Linked DNA regions of Homo sapiens: region 1 is linked to region 2. Evidence: chromatin loops called from intact Hi-C (ENCODE). Cell type or tissue: PC-3. All regions are shown on one strand. Links, peaks and the distances in the headings refer to the core of each region. The heading gives the core; the rest is flanking DNA. Region 1 overlaps PTPRM (protein tyrosine phosphatase receptor type M). Region 2 overlaps PTPRM (protein tyrosine phosphatase receptor type M).

Evidence for each region. A loop is a pair of places that touch in the nucleus more often than their neighbours do. Peaks named below come from ENCODE experiments on the same cell type or tissue, not always from the same donor. Only the 100,000 strongest peaks of a DNase experiment are listed, where the experiment ranks them.
Region 1: it touches region 2 in a loop (6-fold over the local background); 5 of 110 quality-filtered maps call a loop at or near these places.

Annotation. Positions count from the first base shown.
Region 1 is chr18:7,786,672-7,792,059 of GRCh38, reverse strand. All of the region lies in intron 2 of PTPRM (protein tyrosine phosphatase receptor type M), which reads right to left. Among named protein-coding and RNA genes, the nearest start is that of PTPRM, 220 kb to the right of the region's middle. In PC-3, for the core only: a CTCF peak has its summit at 2,016 (motif pointing left); a DNase peak (open chromatin) is centred at 2,009.
Region 2 is chr18:7,956,012-7,961,399 of GRCh38, reverse strand. All of the region lies in intron 7 of PTPRM (protein tyrosine phosphatase receptor type M), which reads right to left. Among named protein-coding and RNA genes, the nearest start is that of PTPRM, 390 kb to the right of the region's middle. RefSeq lists an enhancer at 3,187-3,688. In PC-3, for the core only: no CTCF peak of the experiment used is centred there; a DNase peak (open chromatin) is centred at 2,719; H3K4me3 peaks cover 1,242 bases; H3K27ac peaks cover 2,097 bases.

The DNA of each region.
Region 1 (5,388 bases), core at 86-5,085, 170 kb after region 2:
TTATTCAATGATATTTGCTTTACTGAATTAAGTAGCAATATATGCTCATATATCTTTGCTCTATCTGGGAAATTATCAGAGTTAAGGGAAGAGAATATTTTATGAAAATATTAGGGTATGGTTTAATAATATAAAGCTTAGGAAAAAATCTACTTGTGTAAGATCTAGTTGTTATGGATTAATTCTTGACTTTTATATCAAAACATCATAAAGTTAATTCTCAAAACATTATTTTAGTCAATTAATTGGATTTTTAAAGATAGCACTCCTTTATAGAACAAAAAAGTAATCATTATATTCAATTTAAATAATGTTCTCCTGTAATAATTTACCAGGACCATTTTATTAAGTAATAACCTCTAAGGCCAAGTGGGGCAGAAGTTGCCAGCTACTCATCAAATGTCCTTTTCTTCTTCTTCTGTGCATCCAACTAAACCATACTCCCAGCTGCCTTTCTCTCCACTTCCAGACTTAGCCCACAGAAACCTCCACACAGATCCTCCAGGGACTTTTCCTGTGCCATCTGGATGTCCACTTGACATCTAGAATCTTGGAAAATACATGTTGAAGATGCAGAGTCCTTTTCAACCAGGATGTCTATGTGTAACAAGCTCCCAACCCAACCACCTCCAAGCTGGGACCACAATAGACTATAATGTGAATGGGAAATAAAGGTCCACAGTGTTACTGACATTGTGAGATTTATTTGTCACAGCATCTAGTGTTACACCAAGACATACGTTTTTTCTATTATGTAAATTCTTAGCAAAAAACAAAGAGTTTCCTTTTCTTTGGAAAGTTCTTTAATCTGAAAAAAAAAGGGATCTAGACCACAGGGCCTACTGAATTCAGATGTGTCCTATTCTCAGATCTCAGTAAGTCGATAGACATATATGAAATAACCATGTCATTTGCTCTTATAATGGCATAAAAGGTAAGTAAAAATGTCTTACATGAATGTAATTCATTATTTAGCTTGGAAAAGAACACATTTGTAAGATGAGTCTTCAAATAATGAAGAAAGCCTTATAATAAAAAATAAATAAACATGACAAACTACCAGCTCCTTTAAAGAGCATGCCTTTTATCACAATTTGTTTTTTATTGATTCATGTTTGGTGAGTTATTTTGCATATGTGTTTTTTTTTTTAAAACCAACTTTCATTTTCAATTATTAAGAGTTAGCAACCACTCCCATGAGCTACCTCGGAAGGTTACCTTCCTTTTCTTTTTAATTTACTGGGAGAAAGTTTATCAGCTTAGAAAGAACTGGACTTAAGAATTTAAAAACCAGTAATTTTTCCCAGGTGATTAGTAGAAATAGCAATAAAGGCAGGAAATGCAACAAATGGCATGACTTTCTAAAGGGCTTCACACCAATTAATACTTTTGAAAGGTTTTATTGCATTTGTCAAAGATAAGTCTTAGAGAGATCTCCTCTTTAATACTCGTAAAATAGATATAAGTGAATCAGGGAGGAAAGAAAAATAATCACTTGAATCAGAAGACCCTTTCAAAATAAGACTGTTAATAATCCCTTCCTCTTTGTGTCAGTGGGTATGCAGAGCCACAAGCCACAGAGGAGAGGCTCTCTAGCCGCTATGCTGATCCCAGAAAACCGTGACCAAACTTTACCCTGCTGGCTGAAAAAGCATCTGACCTCTGGGATTTACTCTGAATCAAAACATGGGCAGGATGCTGCCTGTGAAAGGCTCACATGGGATTTAAACGTGCTCCCCTGGAGCTCAGAGGATTCTCTCTTCTGTGCTTTGCTGAGAATATGTCTCTAAAGAAAATATTGTTCGTATCTACTGGGGAAGGTCAGTAATGATAATGACCTTATGAGATGCAAAAGTAAGTAAGAACTCTTAAGCAGGCCAACAAGAGGAGGAAAAGAAATGCAAAAGAGCATATTCATTAGCTCATTTGCAAAACCTGACACTGCATCTTAACTAGAAGTCAAGCAAAGTCACCTGGGGCAACAGCAGAGGCCCCAGTGAAGGAGCAAAGAATTCCACGTCTCCATCTGCTGGGGGATTTAAGGAATTACTGAAATTTTAAAGTGTGGCATGGCTTAAAGCTTATCAACAATCTTATTAAAGATAAATTAAATGAGAAAAGAAGCTACTGCCTCATTTCAGGGGTAAGAAAATGTGAATGCTCATACTAATCACAACTACAGACTTTTATTACTTAAAGGTTGCAATGAAACAACACACAACCATTTCTCTTTTCAGTGCCAGGGTAACCGTATATGAACAAAATATAGGCATTTTATGAAGATAAGCGGTCTCTCAGCGAAGGCAACCCTTCCCTGCACAAGCACAACTATACTTGAGAAAGGAGAATGATATGTATTCAGCTTCCTAAAGATGCCAGCCAGAGCAAATGGGCAGATAGCGACTTCTGGCTGTCTTGATTACATCTATCAAATCTTAGCGTTTTCAGCCTGCTAGGGACTCCAGATAACAAGCCCTTTCTTAAGTGAGTCCCAGGCTTCAAAAACCACCATAATGGGTAGCCAATTAGTAGAGGAAATTAATCTTCAGCAAGTCTATGCCACTTCATGAATTTAATTTTCTTTTCTTCCATTCAGTGCATTATTCTAATGCTTGATTTTTCTGTCAAGTAAAGCATTGATCAACTTTGCTAACCTCAGAAATCTGTGACCTCAGAAACCTTGTACATAGATCCTCCAAGACAATATTAATAATAATCATCATCATCATCATTTAAAGACAGGGTCTCACTCCATCACCCAGGCTGGAGTGCAGTGGCACAATCACGGCTTGCTGCAGCCTCAACCTCCTTGGCTCAAGCAATCCTCCTGCCTCAGCCTCCCAAGCAGCTGGAACTACAGACATGTGCCAACATGCCTGACTAATTTTGTATTTTTATTTTTGTAGAGACAGGTCTTGCTATGTTGCCCAGACAGGTACTGAACTTCTGGGCTCAAGCAATCCTCCTGCCTTGGCTTTCCAAAATGCTGGGATTACAGGTGTGAGCCACTGTGCCCAGCCCAAGATATTCTTTATCTGGTAGGATACAATAACAGCTATTCCACAGTACATACTTCATAAGTATTTACTGAAAAAAAAGGAGAACCAAAAAGCTAGGGAGGTCACCCACTTAGGTCTCCTTCCTGAAGCTTAAATATTAACTATCTATAACAGCTGGACAAATCTATAAAGATCATCAGATTCCCTTGGTAACCTTTCCCATGGCTATATTAACAAAAAGCTCAGAAAATGTTTGTCTATGATGCCTTTCAAATATTAGCAAATTCTGTTAGGACTCATTTCTTAGGAAATAAATATGTTGCCTTACAGAATTGGGCTATTGATAGGCATGTGACTATTCACCTATGGGATTTGCTATCCATGCACATGAAATTTCCATTAAGCACAATTTTCAAGTCTTTCAAAACATGTTTAGCCACCTTTGTATCATTTTGTCACTACACACTTCATAAAAGGGGTTGGAATTATTTCATCATTACAATATATATGACAATTTCACCGTTAAAACTCCCAGAAGCAGCACTACTGATGGAACTTAGATAAGCTCACTCATATATGTTTTAATATTTCACTTTCTCCAACCCTCTACCATCCAGAAAGCCTACACCTAATTCTAAGTATATGAATACTACTCATACTTTCATATTTTTCCAAAGCAAAATATTTCATAATCTCAACCTTCATAGAATTAATATTTACAGTTATGTGGCTTCATACAATATAATTTTATGTGCATTATTTCATTTGATAGCCTAGTAAAATAGGCATTTATTAGTATAAAGAGGGACTACTTCTCAAAAACAGGAATGAATTATTTATATTGACTTTATTCAAAAAGAAAAAGAAAACCCTAACACTCAGGGATAGTCTTTTGCAATGCTTCCAAAATCTTTTTCCCTTCTTTCTTTTCCTTCTCAACTTCTCTGAGCCTGTAACTGTAACTTATCGAGGTATGCTCATCACTTAGCATGGCCTAGGTCAGTCGTTTTCAAAGTATCTGCCAGAGACCCCTGAAATCCCTGAGACCCTTTCAGGGAGGCCACAAGGTCAAAACTATTTTCATGATCATAAGAAGACATTATTTGACTTTATTATTCTCAGTTCACGCTCAACTCTCACAGGTCTACACCACTGCTCTCATGCCCAATGGAAGAGATGTTTATGGACTCTTGTGTTTTCAAACTTTCTCAGTTTTAATTTCTAATTCAGAAAATAGAAGTAGATATTACCCACTTGAACAAAAGCTCTGCGGATTTTTCAAAACATTTACAGAGTATAAAGGAGTCCTAAGACCAAAGAGTTAGAGAACCATTCAACAACTCCAAAATCTCAGTGGCATATACAACACAGCTTATTTCTCATTCAGGCACACACCCACTGCAGTCATCTGAGTGTGTGTGAATGTGTGAGGGGCAAGGGAAGGCATTTCTACATCTTCCTCACTCAGGCATCTGGGCTAAAAGCGTCTCAATGCTGCCACAGTCACCATGACAGGAAGAAGGGGAGAGAACACCTTGACTCTCATCCTGGTTCTAGCAGCTTCTGCCTGAAAATAGCACATGTCACTTTCACTCACACTCACCAGCCAAAGCATGTGCAGTAACATCTAAGTCAAATGCAACAGAGATGCCCAATGTTCCCATGTTTCTAGCAGGTGAAAGCTGGAAGCAGTCATTCAACAACGCTGACAACCACAGGGGCTATCTCTTATGACAGTTCATCTCTTCCCAGCATTTTTTCCAGAACTTAATCATCCTCCTGACTCTTCATGGGGTCTAACACCAAACACATTTCAGGCAACATGGGGAGAGATACTATTTAAATATGACACATGCAAGATCACTTATGTAAATTGGGTTTTCTCAAAACCATTGAGAAATATCAAGTGTGGAGAAAATACATTATGGTGAATGCTTCCCAAAGCTAGTATATAATGCTATTGTATCAAGTGGGCCCTCTAAAAGTCTTTGTTTGACTGATGTATAAAACCAATTATTTGTAATAATTTGTGCCATCAACAAATGTCCAACACCTTTTTATAAGAGCAAGACTCAGATCAATTCAAATAAATTAACATTTCTGTCTGAACTGACTCATCCAGCCCAAGTAACAAATTCACATGTCAGTGGTGGGTTGACCCAATGACCCATCTGCTAAAAAATACAAACTGTATCATTTTGTTTTCCAAATAACAAGCATTGATTGCAGTGTTAGAAAGGTCACTTGTCATCAGTTCAGTGGTTGACCTACTGGCAAATTGCAGCCTGTCACTCCACAGTAAGCCAGGACAATCAGGAACTAAGGGATGTTTTGTTTACAGAGTACAATTAGGGAGGTGACACCATTTTCACAAGGTGTGTAATAGGAT
Region 2 (5,388 bases), core at 136-5,135:
ATAAGCCAGTCACAGAAAGACAAATACTGCATGATTCCACTTATAGGAGACACCTAAATAGTTAAATCCATAGAGACAAAAAGGAGACTGGTGGTTGCCAGGGTTATGGGGAAGGGGAGTGGAGAGTTAGTGTTTAGTGGATGCAGTGTTTCAGTTTGGGAAGATGTAAAGATTCTCAATGAAACTAGTATTTGATAGCACAATAGGGTGACAAGAGTCAATAATAATTGTACATTTAAAAATAACAAAGAGTGTAACTGGATTGTTTGTAACACAAAGGATAAATGCTTCAGGTGATGGATACCCCATTTACCCCGATGTGATTATTACATATTGCATGCCTGTATCAAAATATTTCGTGTACCTCATAAATATATACACCTACTATGTACCCACACACGAGAAACAGGTTCTGGAGATTGGCTGAATATACTTAACATGATTTAACTGTACACTTAAAACTCGTTAAGATGGTAAGTTTTGTTATGTGTATTTAAACATAGTAAAATAATAAAAAATATCATCTCCTACCTCTCTATTCTCTATCCCTTCTTCTATTTTTCTTCATAACATTTATCATTTATCTGACACTGTATTGTATACACATGTGTTGTGTGTAGGTATGTGAGTAATATATATATATTAGAGACAGGGTTTTACTCTGTCGATGATGGAGTGCAGTGGTGTGATTACAGCTCACTGCAATCTCCAACTCCTGGGCTCAAGTTATCCTCCTATCTCAGCCTTCCAAGTAGCTGGGACTACAGATGTATGCCACGGTGCCCAGCTAATTATTCTTCATTTAATTTTTTGTAGCAATGGAGTCTTGCTATGTTTCCCTGGCTGTCCTCAAACTCCTAGTATCAAGCAGTCCTCCTGCCTTGGCCACACGTGTGTGTGTGTGTGTGTGTGTGTGTGTATATATATATATATATATATATATATATATGTTGCCTATATACTCCCTTCCTCCAGTACCCCAAAATATATAAGTTCTGAAGACAGAAATCTTGTCACTCTACTGGCAGGGCTTGGAATAGTGCCCGGCAAATACGGATGCTCAATATGCATCTTATGGATAATTTTTTAAGGTGCAATCATTATTGTTTCAAATATTTTTAGGTATATTAATGCTAAAGGACACATTTTAATTAAGCTTTGCTTCACTCTCACCAATCTTAATTGTTTAGTCATTAGTTTATAATAATCCTTCGTTAGCTCCTGGGGCCAGTTATTGGCAAGTCACTTAACCACAGTTAATAACCAATAACCAGAATACATAAAAAGAAGTATCTCCAAATAAAACACATAAAAAAGCCCACTGTGAAAATTAATCTAACAACATCACCCATTTCTCTGTTTCAAGTAGCTACTATTCAATGGCTTATGATATACAGGCTGCACATAATTTGAGAATATAGGATACATTAGAAATCACAAACTAAATTGCATTTTGTTTAACTGGATGCTGAAGTAATTTTAACTCTCTGAAGTTACCCAACTATAGCTGAACTGCAAAGTTGGAAAACAACTGGATATGTATATAAAGCTTGAAGGTAGCTTGACTATAATCACTTTTTACAATAACCCATATTGACAGGGCATTTTATCACTTTGAAAAATGTCTTTACAGATAAAATCTACCCTGATCTTCAAAAACACCACTGATACAGTCAGGGCAGGTGTTGCTGCCCCAAATTAGAGATGAAGATGTGGAATCAGGGAAGCTATGTGATTGGATCAAGGTCTTGCATGGAGAGCTTGTGCATATATTTGGAAATAATTTTCAGAAGCATAAGAAGCAAGAGTTTTGGAAGTGTGTTACAATACAATCCTTGCAGAAATCCAACCAGGTAATGAGACTGTGTCTACAAGCCACACAGGAATGATGGGTAATAAATAGTGATCTTGCCATTTTAATACAAGAAGCTAAATACAGTTTCATGGGTGTCACCAAAAAATGATAGGACAGGTGTCACTGATGCAGCACAGAAACGAAAACACAGAGCTTGGCCAAAATAAACAGATTTAACAGATGAGAACATAATGCACAACTGCAAAGAATTCTATGAGCCCACAATAGAAATCATGGTTCTCAGATTTTAGATTTCCCAGATAAGCAATATTTCTAAAACATTGGGTAATGAGGTAGCCAGTGTCTAATTCTTCTGAATGAAAATATTAAAAGACAAAAATTTATTAAATGGTAGTTAACTCTGATTGACCACATGCTATATGTAAGAGTTTGTTCTAGGCAACTGATATTCAGTAGCTCATTAAGGCTCACAACAAAACAATGAAACACATATTATTATTATCATCACCTCTGTTTTATAGATAAGGCAACTCAGGCCCAGAGAGGGTTAGCAGTTTTTCTCTAGTCCTATGTCTAGTGCCAGGCAGAGCCAACACTAAAACTCAGGTAGCTGCTCCCAGAGCCTGTGTTCTCAACCGCTGACTCTGGCTCTAGCACCCAAAAGCACTATTATTTCAAGAACTGAAGTGATGTTTTAGCACAAAACCCAGGCAGGAAATCTCAGAGTGAGTCAGTCCTTCAAATTTATTTTACTTCACTGTAATAAAAACTTATACGTTCTCCCCCTTTGCTCGGATTTTTGGAAATGTAATAGCAGACCTTCACTGCCCAAAGAATAGTACTTGATAAGCATGATTATGGAGTATTTAGACAAGGATGAAATAAAAATGAAACTGAAAGGCTTTCAGGGTAGAAATATCCGGTGGATCATCTCATCAGAAAGCAAACAAGAAATGAATCATAGAATTTCATACTGAAGAGATCTTCAAGGTCAACCAGCTCAATCCTCTTCTGAATATAGAAATCAATTTCTACCATGTCAGGTTATGCTTGAACAAATCAGCCACAAGAAACTCACTCAGATCTTGTCGAGTTTACACAGGTGCCCTTTCCTCCCCATCCCCTTCTCAGTTCTTTCCACCATTCCTCATTAGTTAAGAAAGGTTCCACATCCTTTCCTATCCTGATTGCTCTCCCCATGGGCAAAATCTATTTTGTGCTGTCTCTCTTAAAAAGCAGGAACTAGAAATAAATGTGAGAATTATGAGAAGCCTAAACAGCACTGGTAGAGTAAGGCTATCACCTCCTTCAATATGGGCATTTTGCTTTCCTGATGCAACCTAAGATTATTTTAGGATTTTTTTTTTTTTTTTTTTGCAGGGGATGGTGAGGCACTAACATCACAGGGATAATTTATACAAGATGGATGATATTGTAGATTCATTTGCATTGAAGCCAAATCCTCAATCTCTTCTTCATACATATTGCTGCTAAATTGTATTACTCTAATTCCAAGCCAGTACTCTTGGCTTTTTTGAACCATACAGGAAGGATTTAGATTTATTCCTATTACTTATCACCCTGTTAGATTCATCAACCATTTGCCCCTGGCCAAGGATGTTTTCCACTTATTGCTGCAGAATGCTTCTAGTCTCTCCCATGTTTATGAAATCCATGATTTGCTCTTTAGGTACTCTAAATGCTCACAAACCATCTGAATAATACTTTGGGACTGATACCAAACTTTCAGTCTATAATTTACAGCACACGTTTCCCTTTAACTTGCTCCTGCTTCCCAAAATTCCACACTGATCATAATCAGTGATTACTGATATTACCTGCAGATTTTCTCAAAACCCCAGGTCAAGAAAGGGTGAACCATATTTCTTCCTATAGCAAAAAGTCTCATTTGACTTCACTTTCCTCACCTTTCACTTTCCTCACCCACCTAACATGCCTTCCCCTCTTCTTTCTAACTTTGACCCTTTCACCTAACATATCTCTCTCCATTTTCTAAGGGTGACTCCATGCCAGCACAGGGCACAACCAGACCATGCATCACGAACAGTGCCAACTGCAGGCTGCAAACAGTTAAGAGGAAAGGGCGCATCGTCATTAGGCTTCCTGGTTTAGGTGAGGTTTCATACATTGAGGCACAGTGTGGGCCTACAAATATCAATTCAAAATTGGTTTTCATTTCTTAAAAATAACTGTCAATCTATTATTAAAAGGTAATTTGTCTCTTTGAGCATTATCCATTTACACATTATGCAGCAGCATCAAAAGGCTTCCTGAAAACACAGACACATGCATTATAATCAGTGGATATATATACAGCAATGTGTCAATAGCTGAGATGTACAGACACAAAACCAAAAGAAAAGGCAAAAATGTGTAAAAAAAAAAAAAAGAACAGGACTGGAAACATTATGTAGGTGGGGCTGCTAGTGACTAGAATTGAAACAGATCACAGTCTCTCTCCAGTCTAAACAATGAAATTCTAACCTGCTTTTGGAGAGAGAGAGAAACCATATATTGCCATGCCCAAAACAGGAATTCTTAACACTAAAGTGAAATAACACTAAACTTACTTCTTACAGAGTGAGCTTAGAAGTAGAAAGGAGCTCACACGGGCTTCACTTTCACCATCTGTATTATGGGGATCAAAGAACCTGCCCTGGAGAATTCATAAGGCAGTGGTAAAATAACAGATTTGAAAGCAATGCCTATCTTGTCAAATGATATAGGCAGTATTATCCATAGCTATTGTTTGCATTGCAACAAATGGTAAGATAAAACTTTTACAACAATGATGGAATTTATTCAACTAAATAGAGGAGATGACGAGGTTTAAAGAAGACAGGAAGAGAAAGGATTGGGAAATTCTCCTTTCTCCTTAGAGCCACCACTCAGGGCTGTGGGAATCACCAAATCAAAACAGCAGGTCTTATTCCAGGGACCAGACTGCCTGCACAAAGGTGCCACGAGGATACAGATGTGGGGTCTGAGAAACAGATGAAAGATGTACAAAACAGCAAAGTACACAGTCTACTAACCCAGGCCAGTCCCTGTACTCAATAGCATGTATCCCCAGAAGAAAAAAGTACCTGTTCCCTTTTCTAACAAAAGTCTTTTTTAAAATACAGAATTTTCCATGAGTATTGAACTTGTGGAAACAGTATAATACAAATTATGAAGAAAAAATTTAAAAACCAGCTACAATGGTTAAGGTTTAATAATTTCTCTTACTCCTACCAGATAGAATCTGACTATGCTAAGCATTTTTAAAACTTAAGAAAGAAATGAAACATTGATAAATGTATTCTTATCTAATGCTATCTGAATAATTAACTAACACCATAACAATTTATGGAATCTCCTCATCTCAGCACACAATTCAACACAGAAATTCCTCATTTACAAGACAAAAGAGCACTTAAATATCCCAATATACTGTTTCTCTCTGCTTCCTACCACAGAGTAGCCATACGGAAACAACACTACAATCTCTAATTGGGGAGCTTCATTCAGGTTTTGATTTTTGGAAGATTTTACACTTCTCTCTCCATTAA